Linked DNA regions of Homo sapiens: region 1 is linked to region 2. A link is a contact called in ENCODE Hi-C or POLR2A ChIA-PET data. All regions are on one chromosome and are shown on one strand. Each heading gives the region's core, a stretch centred on a gene start or an enhancer-like site at or near the end of the contact. The rest is flanking DNA. Distances are from core to core; before and after follow the strand shown. Region 1 overlaps RBMS1 (RNA binding motif single stranded interacting protein 1). Region 2 overlaps RBMS1 (RNA binding motif single stranded interacting protein 1).

What was found. Hi-C counts contacts between places; a loop is a spot of excess contacts on that map. ChIA-PET counts read pairs that join two places held with the same protein, here RNA polymerase II (POLR2A). Pooled maps may share reads with other maps.
Region 1: a loop to region 2 is called in a pooled map, with 2.6 times the contacts of the local background. The contact joins two enhancer-like sites. A Hi-C loop is called at or near these places in 1 of 168 maps with a recorded cell type or tissue (cardiac septum) and 3 of 50 pooled maps. POLR2A ChIA-PET finds 5 or more read pairs at or near these places in 4 of 52 experiments (AG04449, AG04450, BJ and 1 more).

Annotation. Positions count from the first base shown.
Region 1 is chr2:160,384,237-160,389,915 of GRCh38, forward strand. All of the region lies in intron 1 of RBMS1 (RNA binding motif single stranded interacting protein 1), which reads right to left. Among named protein-coding and RNA genes, the nearest start is that of MIR4785, 21 kb to the right of the region's middle. Within about 2 kb of position 3,800, at least 24 of the 41 ENCODE cell types and tissues checked have a DNase peak (open chromatin) inside an H3K27ac peak, as active enhancers do.
Region 2 is chr2:160,292,547-160,298,496 of GRCh38, forward strand. The region is part of intron 6 of RBMS1 (RNA binding motif single stranded interacting protein 1); the gene reads right to left. Among named protein-coding and RNA genes, the nearest start is that of LINC02478, 24 kb to the left of the region's middle. Within about 2 kb of position 2,030, at least 17 of the 41 ENCODE cell types and tissues checked have a DNase peak (open chromatin) inside an H3K27ac peak, as active enhancers do.

The DNA.
Region 1 (5,679 bases), core at 2,550-5,049, 93 kb after region 2:
TTTTAAATGAAAAAAAATTGAATTTTCTTTATGGCATAGAATTTTACCTATAGCATAGAGATTTGGGGTGGGGGTAAATTTAAGAAATTTAAAATGTCATTAGAAAACAGCAGATGTCCCAATTTATTTCTAAAACATTTCTAACTGCTACAACATAGAACAAGTCTAGTCTCCCCTTCTTTTAACCAACTTTAAATCTTTAGTGATAACTATTATCCCCCAATAATATTCCTCTAAACCTCAAAACAAACAATAACCAAACAATTTCTTTGGCTTGGGCAACTTCTAAGGAGGCAGTACAGCAATTAGGAATGAAAGGATGGATTCTGAAATTACAGTTCATATCCCACCATGGTCACTCACTAACTAGGTGACCTTGGGCAAAGCATTTAAAGCTTCCAAGTCTCATCTCTTCATCTGTACAGTGAGGAGGAGGATACCATCTATTCCATACTAGCTCGCAGTGTTGTTGTAAAGATTACACAAGCTAATTAATAAACTGTCGGGCTTGTAAGAAGTGCTCAGTAACTGCTACCTACACTTGAGTCCATCTTTCTCAATGTCTGATATGGTTTAGATTTGTGTCCCTCCAAATCTCACACTGAAATGTGATCCCCACTGTTGAAGGTGGGACCTGGTGGGGGGTTTGAATCATGTGGCAGATCCCTCATGAGTGGCTTAACACCATCCCCTGGTGATGAGTGAGTTCTCACTCTGAGATCCGGTTGTTTAAAAGTGTGTGGCCTTTCCCTCTCTCTCTCTTGCTCCCTCTCTTGCCATGTGACACATCTGCTCCCACTCTGTCTTCTGCCATGACTGTAAGCTCTCTGAGGCCTGACTTGAAGCCAAGCAGATGGTGGTGCCATGCCTCCTGTACAGCCTGCAGAACCATGTGCCAATTAGATCTCTTTCTTTATAAACTACCCAGCCTTGGATATTTCTTTATAGAACCACCAACAGACTAACACAATGTTCATCTCTAAATTTTATTTCCTGATATCCAGGAGGGCTCCGCCGAGGGCACACATGACCAGTTCTAACCTTAAAATCAGCCTATACATATAAAGAGCTTCTCGATCCCCCTCGTCCTACTCAGGGGCTTGGAGGCTTCTTTGCACAGCCTCATAAAAAAATAAATAAATAAAAAATAAAAAAGAGAGAGAGAAAGCTAACTAAAACAACAACAACAAAAACCCCTAGGTTCAAAAGTAACAGGCAGGTGAAGCTGGGAGAGCCACTTCCCCAGAAGAGGTCCCTGGAAGGCCTGGCCTGTTCCAGACTGTCATTGTTCTGGGATTTTGTCACTTGAGATTGTTTTATCATCTGAAACTCTAAAGAGAGAGGCATTTGGGTCAGGGCCCCACTTTAAAATCTCAAAACTTCCAGGATGTGACGTGATGAAATGCTCATCACTTAGGACAACTGAGAAGAGCATCAGGAAGGGAATGTAGAGATGCCCACGTGTTCTGTTCGGGGTGCCTCCCTTTTATTATTCTCAAGCTTCACAGAGAGAAGAGAATGCAAAAGATCATCCCATCTACATTTTTTGGTAAGATTATTAGATGCAAGGAAGATACTCTTCCTCTATCTATGTACCACATGACAAACCTGCGCTCACAAGAGACTCAGAATGGATGCTGGCTATATTGGTTCGAAACGTCCACTGAAAGGCTGGGTTTCTGTGGTAACCTGGGAAACCTAGGAACCTGGCTTCCAAACATGGTATAATGTTTCTACACACAAAAACATGTGTTCTGACTTCAAAAAGCCAAACTGAAAGAACTTCTGAACTAGAATTTATTTGTCTAGGTAGTATGATGATTTCATTTCTTAATCAAAATATCATAATTTTATTAATATAGGTAAAACTATGCTAAGGGCGTAAGCAGCTAAATTAATTTGTTGGCTAATACTCATTTATAGTCAAACCAAATACTTTGAATTGAATGTTTATGTCCTCCTAAAGTTCATTTGTTGAAATCCTAACCCCTAATGTAATAGTATAGAAGGTGGGGCCTTGGCCAGGCACAGTGGCTCACGCCTGTAATCCCAACACTTTGGGAGGCTGAGGCAGGTGGATCACGAGGTCAAGAGTTCGAGACCAGCCTGACCAACACAGTGAAACACCGTCTTTACTAAAAATACAAAACTTAGCCAGGCATGGTGGCGCGTGCCTGTAATCCCAGCTATTCAGGAGGTTGAGGCAGGAGAATCACTTGAACCCAGGAGGCGGAGGTTGCAGTGCTGAGAGCTGAGATCGTGCTATTGCACTCCAGCCTGGGAGACAGAGTGAGACTCCATCTCAAAAAAAAAAAAAAAGATGTGGCCTTTGGAAGGTGATTTAGGTCATAAAGATGGAGCCCTCATGAATAGGATTACTGCCCTTATAAAAACATACCCCAGAGAACCCTATGGCTCTCTCTGCCACATGAAAATACAGCAGTCAGCAGTCTACCACCCAGAAGAGAGCCCTCACCAGAACCCGATCATGTTGGCACCCTGATCTCAGACTTCCAGCCTCCAGAACTGTGACAAATAGATTTCTGTTGTTGATAAGCCACCTAGTCTACTTTGTTAGAGCGGCCTGAACTAAGACATCAACCATTCAGGTCTTTTTATACACCTAGTCATACTAGAATTCCCTCAGTATTTTTCACAGAAATGCAGGATTTTATGATTATTTATTCCTATTACAAACGTGGGCTTACCTTCCAGTGTGCCGCTTTCTGGAAGCTACTGTTATTTTGTGTACATCACCACTCCTCCTAGCTAGGTGTCAGCTGAAGAACTGGGAAGCATGTTTTCTACATGGTGTACAAGTTGCTGCTTTCAACCAATTTGATCACAGGACACTGTCTGTTTATCAAATTCTAAGACTGTCCCCACCCCTTGATATTCCTGGCTGCTTTCCCCTCTAGCTGTTCAATAGCCCTATATATGGTTGTCAGTATAGAAGTTAAAAATTTCAAAATGTTATTAGCTGCAGCAGCTGGGGATGCGGTGATGCTAGTAAATGGGAAAAGACTGAGGCAAGTGAGATTACATTACAGTATCTAGTCTTTTTATTTTAATGATTTTTTTTTTTTGCAGTCTTCCCTTAGGAGGGATGAATAAGAATTGGGTAAATCTCCACATTTTAGCAAGAGCTTTTAATCACTAAATGTTTTTTCCTAAAGGTAGCATTAACTGGCAGGTTTTAGGGATGGTGCCTGAACAAGCAGAGGCAGGGAGAGGAGCCACGTCGTGGTCTGGGTGCCTCTCTGATTAGACAGCTGACCAGTTTCAGGGGAGGAAGGGGTTTCTGCAATGGCACAAGCCCTGGAACATTTTCTGTCTGTGCTGCAAATGACAGTCTTTCCTACTCTGTGTACAGCAGAGAGGGTGAGGAAAAGGGTCAACAAAAAGAAAGAAAATGGAAACTCATTCTCATTGCTCACAGTATTTGGGCTCAATATATGCTCAGGAATCTCTCCTTTTTGTGACAGCCTCCCCCACAAAACACACAGATCCTCCCACCCCATAATGTGCAAATGCATACACTGCCACCCCATCAGGCAGTTACTTTAAAAATTATATGGCAGACATTAGACAGGAAAAAAAAAAAGAAAAGAAAAAGCTTTTCCTTATCCTAGATTTCAGAGAGCTTCATCTGAACCCAGAGGTTTATGCCTGGCCCTGGCATCTTAGCTGGCTCAGCATGTCCACAGGCTGACCTCTGAAACTATTTCCAGTGTCCTAGAGGAACTCAGAATGGCTCTCATGCATCAGTCCAGCTGCTCCGGTACTACAGCCAAACAGGGTTCCAACTAACATGTGCTGTTAGCTTTTCTGACGTCAATCCTAAGCAAAGTATCCCAATTTTTCTTTGGACTCAATTTTAACTCAGTTACTCATAAGACTGTCATTCTCTTATTTGGCACCCATTTACATTTCCTGCCTGCATCACCCCAGACTTAAAAGATCACTGCTTTAGAAGACAGTTCATTTCTCATCACTGAAAGGTTCAAACACACAGAGCAACCGCTCTTTGAGGAATAATTCACCCAGTGGTCCTTAGCCTTCAGTGAGATTCCAGGTAACCCAGATAGCCTAAAATGCCCCCCACATTGTTTTTGCCGGCGACAGAGGGACCCAATGGTTTACATTTTTAATGAGCACCCCAAGAGTTTCTGATGCAGGTGGTACGGTGAGGGGTAAAACCAAGACAGCAAGTCTTTGAAATTCAGAGACCCAGTGCCCCTGCTAAGCTGGAAGGGCTACTCCACGGGATTCCACAGCTAATCGGAATCTTCTGGGCACTCTAGCTCTGGGTCCGTGTCACTCCCAAAGCAGCCCCATCTTGTCCCTTGCTCCACACAGAGTCCACCTTTCAACTCTTCCAAATGACACTTGACTTGTCACTCCCCAGCAGGAAAAGGCGTCTCCTGGTTCTAAAACTGCCTGCTCTCTGCCCGCACCCTTCAGATCCTCTTTTGTGTCAGCTGAGCCAAGCAATTTCCGGTTCCCTGAACTGACACTTCTAACCAACCCTCCCTGCGATGCGAGAGGTTTTCATGGCTCCTCTAATTGACATGTAGGGAGTTCCTAGGTTAACAGGTCTACAAACTTTATTGGGATAAACAAATTGCTGGGATGAATCCCCCTGGGGGGAGGCCTTCCACAGCATACACCCACACAGTGACAGGCCAGATCTTTCTGTTCCTATTCAGGCATAGAGTAATTTCCACATGTGCTCATCTCACAAACTGTCTCCATCCTTACTTTAGTTGACGTGATTGTTTGTGGCAAAAATTTCAGAAAACAGCTGTCCTGGTCAACCCAACGACCTCATTTTAATCAGAAAGGGTGGAGCACCTCTAGGCGCATCCCTGACACAGAGCACTGTCACACACTGACAATTCTTGCTGAGATAATGACCGATAAGTATACCTAACTTCACACCCTGGATGTGTTCTGGAAAAATTTGATATGAGCAAATCCATGTTTTAAATGTGATGAGGAAACACAATTTTTAAAGAAAGCCTGAGAAAAATACCAGAAAATGCTGTGCCCTGCAAAATATGCATGAAATACATAAATGCTATTGTTACAAAGAGAGGTTCCAGTGCTCAAAGATATTAAACAATCTAGCTGGTAATGATAAACATACCTAAACAAAAGCTTAAAAAACAACTCAGCAGGATGGGCGTGGTGGCTCATGCCTGTAATGCCAGCACTTCGGGAGGCCAAGGCAGGTGGATCACCTGAGGTCAGGAGTTCAAAACCAGCCTAGCCAACATGGCAAAACCCCATCTCTACTAAAAATACAAAAATTAGCCAGGCGGGGTGGCGCACACCTGTAGTCCCAGCTACTCAGGAGGCTGAGGCAGGAGAATCGCTTGAACCCAGGAGGTGGAGGTTGCAGTGAGCCAAGTTTGCACCACTGCATTCCAGCCTAGGCAACAGAGCAAGACTCTTGTCTCAAAAAAAAAAAAAAAAAAAAAAAAAAAAAAGGCAAAAAACCCTCAGTAATTAACCAACAATCACATAATGAGGAATCCTTTTATAATGAAAATTACTAGTTTTTTTTTTTTTTCAATCAATCCATCTAAGATGTGTCCCCTGTATTCTGGTGGGGAGGGGAGGAGAGGAAAATTTTACCAAAAACCTGAAGGTTGAGAAAAACTAAAGAGAGGCCCC
Region 2 (5,950 bases), core at 780-3,279:
TCTTACAGAATGAAGAAATGTTGAAGTTATAGTTAAGGATAAAGTTACTGGTCAATGTCTTTTAGAAAACTGTTACACAATAACACCTACAACTTCTACCCAAGAGCCTTGTGCTTTAATAAAATCTTACTCCACTATTTACTCCTCACTGGCAGAACCTGATCGTGAAAGGGTGTAAAATGTTGATTTGTGAGGCTGGCTGTAGGCTGGGTGTGATCGATGGTGATAATTGTTGTAAGGCAGCCTCACCATAAGCCTGGTGTGGGGACTAGAACACTGGCACATCTCAGGTTGTGGGCCCCTGTCACTTTTTAAAAACTAGTCTTCTCCTCCTCAGTAGGAATGAATTTGAATTCTGGATCTGCAAGACCGCCCTTGCCCCACTGGCCACCTAGGCCTGTTCCAGCGCTTTTGCTGTCACGACAACAATTCTTCTTAAGAGTATAGCCCTTGAAAGGTACAGCTCATGATGCTGTGTGAGTTCAGATCCAGTTCTGTTTTATGTACCGGGTGAGGGAGATATGACTGCACATCCTGAAGGTACCAGGGACATTCCACATGTCTTCAAGTATTTCTTTTGTCCTAGAGCTACCAAAATTTTCTGTTTTTACAGGGTAACAATGCTTAAGAGAAATATTAAGGGAACAAAATGGGCAATAAAAACCTTTGAAAAATCTCCAGGCCTTTTACTAGATTCATAATTTTCCCTCTAAACATTATCTTTTCTGCTACCTGGCATAGGACAATGCCCTCATAATATCACTATACACACAGAGTTATGAAATGTGGGCAAGAGCGGTTTTCAAGCCCCACTGGACACATAACCAATTGGAAAAGTCAGAGTAACACAGAAAGCAGATGTAAAACAAGCTGAAGCCTTTGAAGGGAGTCTGCCAGCAGACACATATGCACTTCATTGAGGCTCCTCTGTGACAAGATGAAGCTGTGAGCGATGTGGCAGAATGATAACAGTGCAACACTGAGAATCTAACAGGCATTCCCTGCCCTTAGCACACAGGGACTTATTCACACTCCATTAATGTCATGGAGAGGTTCAGAAAGCGAGATGGGAAATCATACTGTCTCCTGCAGCACTGAACACACAGTTAGCCTTTGTCTTTGAGAGGTGGTGGTGGTGGCGAGGGGGAGAGGTGTTTGTGCAGGGAGTCAGGGCGCCAGAGCTGTTCTCAGCTCTAGGATAGTTCCAGCTCACATGCCATACGCATTAGTCTTCTCAAAGACTGTACTCTCTTCCAGGAAGGTCCTAGAAGAGCATTTTTAGACAAATCACTGAATCATGATCATGTGTTTCAGTGTTTTTGCCTGAGGCATGTCTCCTAATTTGGACACTGGTTCTAGATAACTAAAACTTCCCATCTCTGTTTCTAACATTCATTGTGTAGAAAACTGCCACCATACTATTTCTGCATAATGGAATTTTTATCAAGCAAGTATTAAGTGGTTGTGGAAAAACTCGATGGAATTCACCTAGCTGTGTCATGAAGAAGCCATGGGTTCTTTTACCCTGGTTGGGGACATTCCATGTAAATCTGACTTAATACAAACAAGCCACCTCCAATATTTCAGGAAAAAATGCAGGACTGGGTGGGGAAAGACAGAAGGAAAGGCCACATAAGCAATTATTTTTTCCCCCAACAAACTATAATATACATTTAAAGAAACATCTGCTATAAGAAAAGATAAAGCCTCTTTTAAAATATAGTGACATCAGACACAAAAGCACAAGATTTTAAAAGAGCATTTCAGAAAGCAGACGGCACTAGAAATTGTGATGTGGTACATTAGATTTTTACAAAACTGTAACCATGTGCTTTATTATGTGCCATGCCCCAGGCCAGAGTGGAACATGGCTGGCATGAGGGACCCAGCCATGCCACTCGGGTATGGAAAGAATATGGTGGCAGGAGGGCAGGCAGTGTAGAAGTGACAGCTCATGTGCATAGCTGACTTCCTCCTGCTTAGTCATCTAGAGACTTCCTTAAGAGTGTCACAGCTAGGATGAGTTCATTGTTCAGTTTGTTCATTTTGAGAAAGTATCTTTCGGGAATTGTGTCTAACGTGGGTTTCTTTTCTGTACTTGGCTCCAATGTCATGGGCAAACTGCCAGCCATGCAAGAATCCAAGTATTCTGACAGGAATCATCCCAGATAATTCTGCTTACGCCAGCTAAACAACTTGCATCATTAAATAAACCGTCTTCTGACTGTATTTATGAAATGTTATGTCTACCTATCAATGAGACTACATTATGCAAACATTCAAGTGGAGGCTCATTCAACTGACCCCTGCCTGACAATATTTTTGTTTTTTATCTGGTTCTTCTGATAATAATCATATGCCCTCCACAGAGAAACTGATGCTATGGAGTAACCATTCAGGGGATATAAAGAAAGAACAGTATCTAATACACAAACTGGTACTCAAAAGAATTCTGAAGTCACCATGTATACAAGAAAAAAAAAAAAAAGAAAAAAGAAGTCTAGAGAAGTTGAAAACTCTTTCACATTCTTTGTGGGTTTTCAAGTCTACTGGGGACTTGTTTTGGAAAAAGCTGAATTCACTGTGCCAGTGTGCTTCCAAGTCTGGCATTATACATTTAACATTCATGCCTAAAGGCAATTTAACCTCCTGTGCAAAAAGGTGGTATCCAAAAAGGCCCTCAAATTAGCAATAATTCTTGGGAAGAGCTCTGCATGAAAAATGCTCTTAGAAACCTGTTGGTAACTTCTGGTGGTAGGGTGATGCACAAGTTCCCTGAGTCTAGCACAAAATTAAAAAGAAAACATAGCTCCTGCCCCCAAAGAACATGCAATCTAATTGTCAACCAAGACTTACACACTCAAAAGATCATTACACATTCAAAATGGCACAAAATTAAGTGCTAATTCAGAACAAAGTGAACAGCTTGACTGAAAAACTGTACCCCTGCAGTAACGCTCTCAATGTAAAAGGAACTAATCTGTTTCTTGTGCTCCATTTGTAACTTGGCACAGCTTGGAAGAAATTACTCTTTACTAGCTGTGAAGGTGAAGAGGATCCTACGATCATTTACATGTGGTTTGGAAATCTAGGGCTTTTATTTCCCTTGAATGGATGTGACCAATAGTCTGCAAACCCCCTTCAAAGAAAACACCAATGACAAAACCACGAAGTTCTTTAGAGAAAAAAAGAGACTGTCTAACCTTGATCTGTGACACCCTGAGATCTACTGTATTCAAGGAACTGAAGAGCTTTTGTTGTTATTAATTTAGCAAACCATTCCTTCAACAGGGAAGATCTTATCTTAGACTGATACACCATCAAAACAAAAGTGTCCTAGATGTTTTTCCTTCTCAAACTTTCCTTGTTGCACACAAGAATGAGTTAAAAAAGCAAAGAGGTCACAAGTAGGTGGATGAATAGGTGGTCACAAGTAGGTGGAATAGTCCCTTCAAAGGGACTAATGTGTGGGGCCCTGCTCGTGCAAAGGCTGACACCGTAGGAGCAAGAAAACGCCAGCTGGGCACAGGTGCTCAATGCCGGAGGCTGACAGGGTAGGGTTTACAGAAGACTCCCACGTACAAAATTTCTCCTTTGTCTTTACTTGGGCAGAAGTTAAAAACATTATTTTCTCTTTCCATTTTTTTTCAACTCTACTGATGTTGATGGGAAAACAATACTAACTTAAAAAACAAAAAAAGGAATCTCTTCCACTAGATTGAGTTTCTTGAAATAATTACTTCCAGGTTTTATATTTTATGCTCCAAATTTGTGTATGTAAGCAGTTCAACTTCAGATACAGTCACAGATGCAGTGTGCTCTCAGGTTTTAGTATTACAAGATCAGGTGTAGCCTGTGGAACTGCACATACAAATTAGTTTCTCTATGAAATGAAAAGCAACTGAATACAGAAAATTAAAGTGAATTTCTAATGGTAAACATCAGTCATCTAGCTAAAGATAAAACAGTGGAGCTACGGCGGAATAAATACTAAACACTAGTTATACGTGCACAGCCTTGGAGAAACTGCTCTCTTCCATGACTTCTGGCTGGAATGAATCTAACTTCAAAACACCTCAATGTTTCTTGGCTGTGTCTCATGTGAAAAACTGGGATAAATATTCTATATTGCCTCTGTGCTTGCTTTCAAGATTGGGCCTGACCTGTTTTTTTATGTTATTTAATAAGGTTCAATTCACTGAATCTATTAACTTCAGTGTGTACATATTTTTGCATAGAAAAAGTGGCAAAAATCTGTGTTTTGGCAAATGGGGCACTCTGTTCTAATTCTTGTGGATTCTGTGGCAGTTGCTCACTTTAGAGACTCCTCCCCCATTCAGATATGAGCACCAGTGTCTGCTCTCCCAGCCTGAGTATTTGGGATAAATCTTCTTGATATGGTGAACCCACTTGACACTCCAACAAACAGGTGGCCAGGGTAGCAGTTAAAGGCTCCCTCTCCAGACCTGTACCCAACACTAAGTGAAACCTCAACTTTAACCCTTGGGCATGCTTGGGCAGAAGCTGGAAAGTAGGACTTTTAGCTGACATGGACCTAAGGCTCAAAGAAGACTTGCTGATCTGGGATACAGATTGGGAAGTAGAATTACAGATGCATTATGCCAGCTAAACATAAGATGACTAAAATTACAGGGGAGAAAGATGGAGGAGGGTGTATGTGGCTTTTTTTCTTTTTCCCCATTTTAACAATTTCATTACCTCCCCCTCAAAGCAAGGTGATGTGGTTTCTAAATTTTGAAACTTTCTCCTTTCTGGCAGGTGGCATGCTAGTGGCTGGCTGCAAATCAGATCAGAAGACATTTCAATTTCCCCCCACATGGTAGCTTGTTAAGAACATGGTATTGGCCTGGTGTTACAGTGTAGTAAAATTTATTCAAAACCACCAAATATTTGTTGTTGCATAGTATGGCTCAAAAGTTGTGGTGGGCATGAAAATAAAAAGCTGAAGATACAGTTTCTACTTTCAAGGAGCTTCTAGTTTAGTGGGACTGACACATGTAAACATGTTAAGTGCCACAGCACACACGGAGGTGTCCTCAAGGTGATGATCTGCAGACACAGCATAACCCAACTGGGTCAGAGGAGGTCCTTGCAGGGAGAAGGCAAGCCCTGAACACAGTCTTGAAAGCTGAGGAAGAGACAGCCAGGCTAAAGGGAACCAAAGGGATCTGGGTCATTGGAAACCATGAGAGAAAGCCAAGAAAAATGATGCAGCACGCTGTGTTGGGAATACCATTTGTAGTTCAATGTTGGAGGAGGATAAGCAGGAAGGCAGAGGATGGAGGGAGACAGGACTGCAGAAGTAGGCAAGGGCTCCTGTCACCTTTGGCTTTCCATGCCATTCCAGGAATCCTCAATCTTTCCTTCTAACTGAGAGGGGGTCGATTTTTAACAATAAAGTGACACATAGGTATATATTTTATCTAAGTCTCTCTGGCTACAGTCAGGGAGAATACCTTAGAGAGGTAAGAAGAAATAGGGCTGATGCAATGGTGCAGATGAGAGATGATCAGAAATTAAACTAGGCAGTGGCAGAAGAAAGGGAGGGAGAAGGTAGATTCTAGAAATAATCAGAAAGAAAAATTTGGGGACTTGAATGATTATTTGTATGTGAGATACAAAGCACAGGGGAGGTAGGGGAGTCCAGTCCTGGGTTTCTAGCTTGGGAGTCTGGGTAGATACTGGTTCCACTAACTGAGAGCAGGAAAACAGGAGGAAGAGCAGAATTAGATGGGAAGTGAGGTAAGGGGGACTAGTGTAGTTCTGGAGAGGATGAATATAAGGTAACTGAGGTCAGGCAGTCTGAAACTCTGGGGAACAGCCAGGATGAGAGATGAATGAGAGTCAATGACTATGAATATAAGTAGTAGTTAAAACCTTGAGAGTAGATGAAATTATCAGAATCCTGAGCCAAAAAATGGAATTCAAG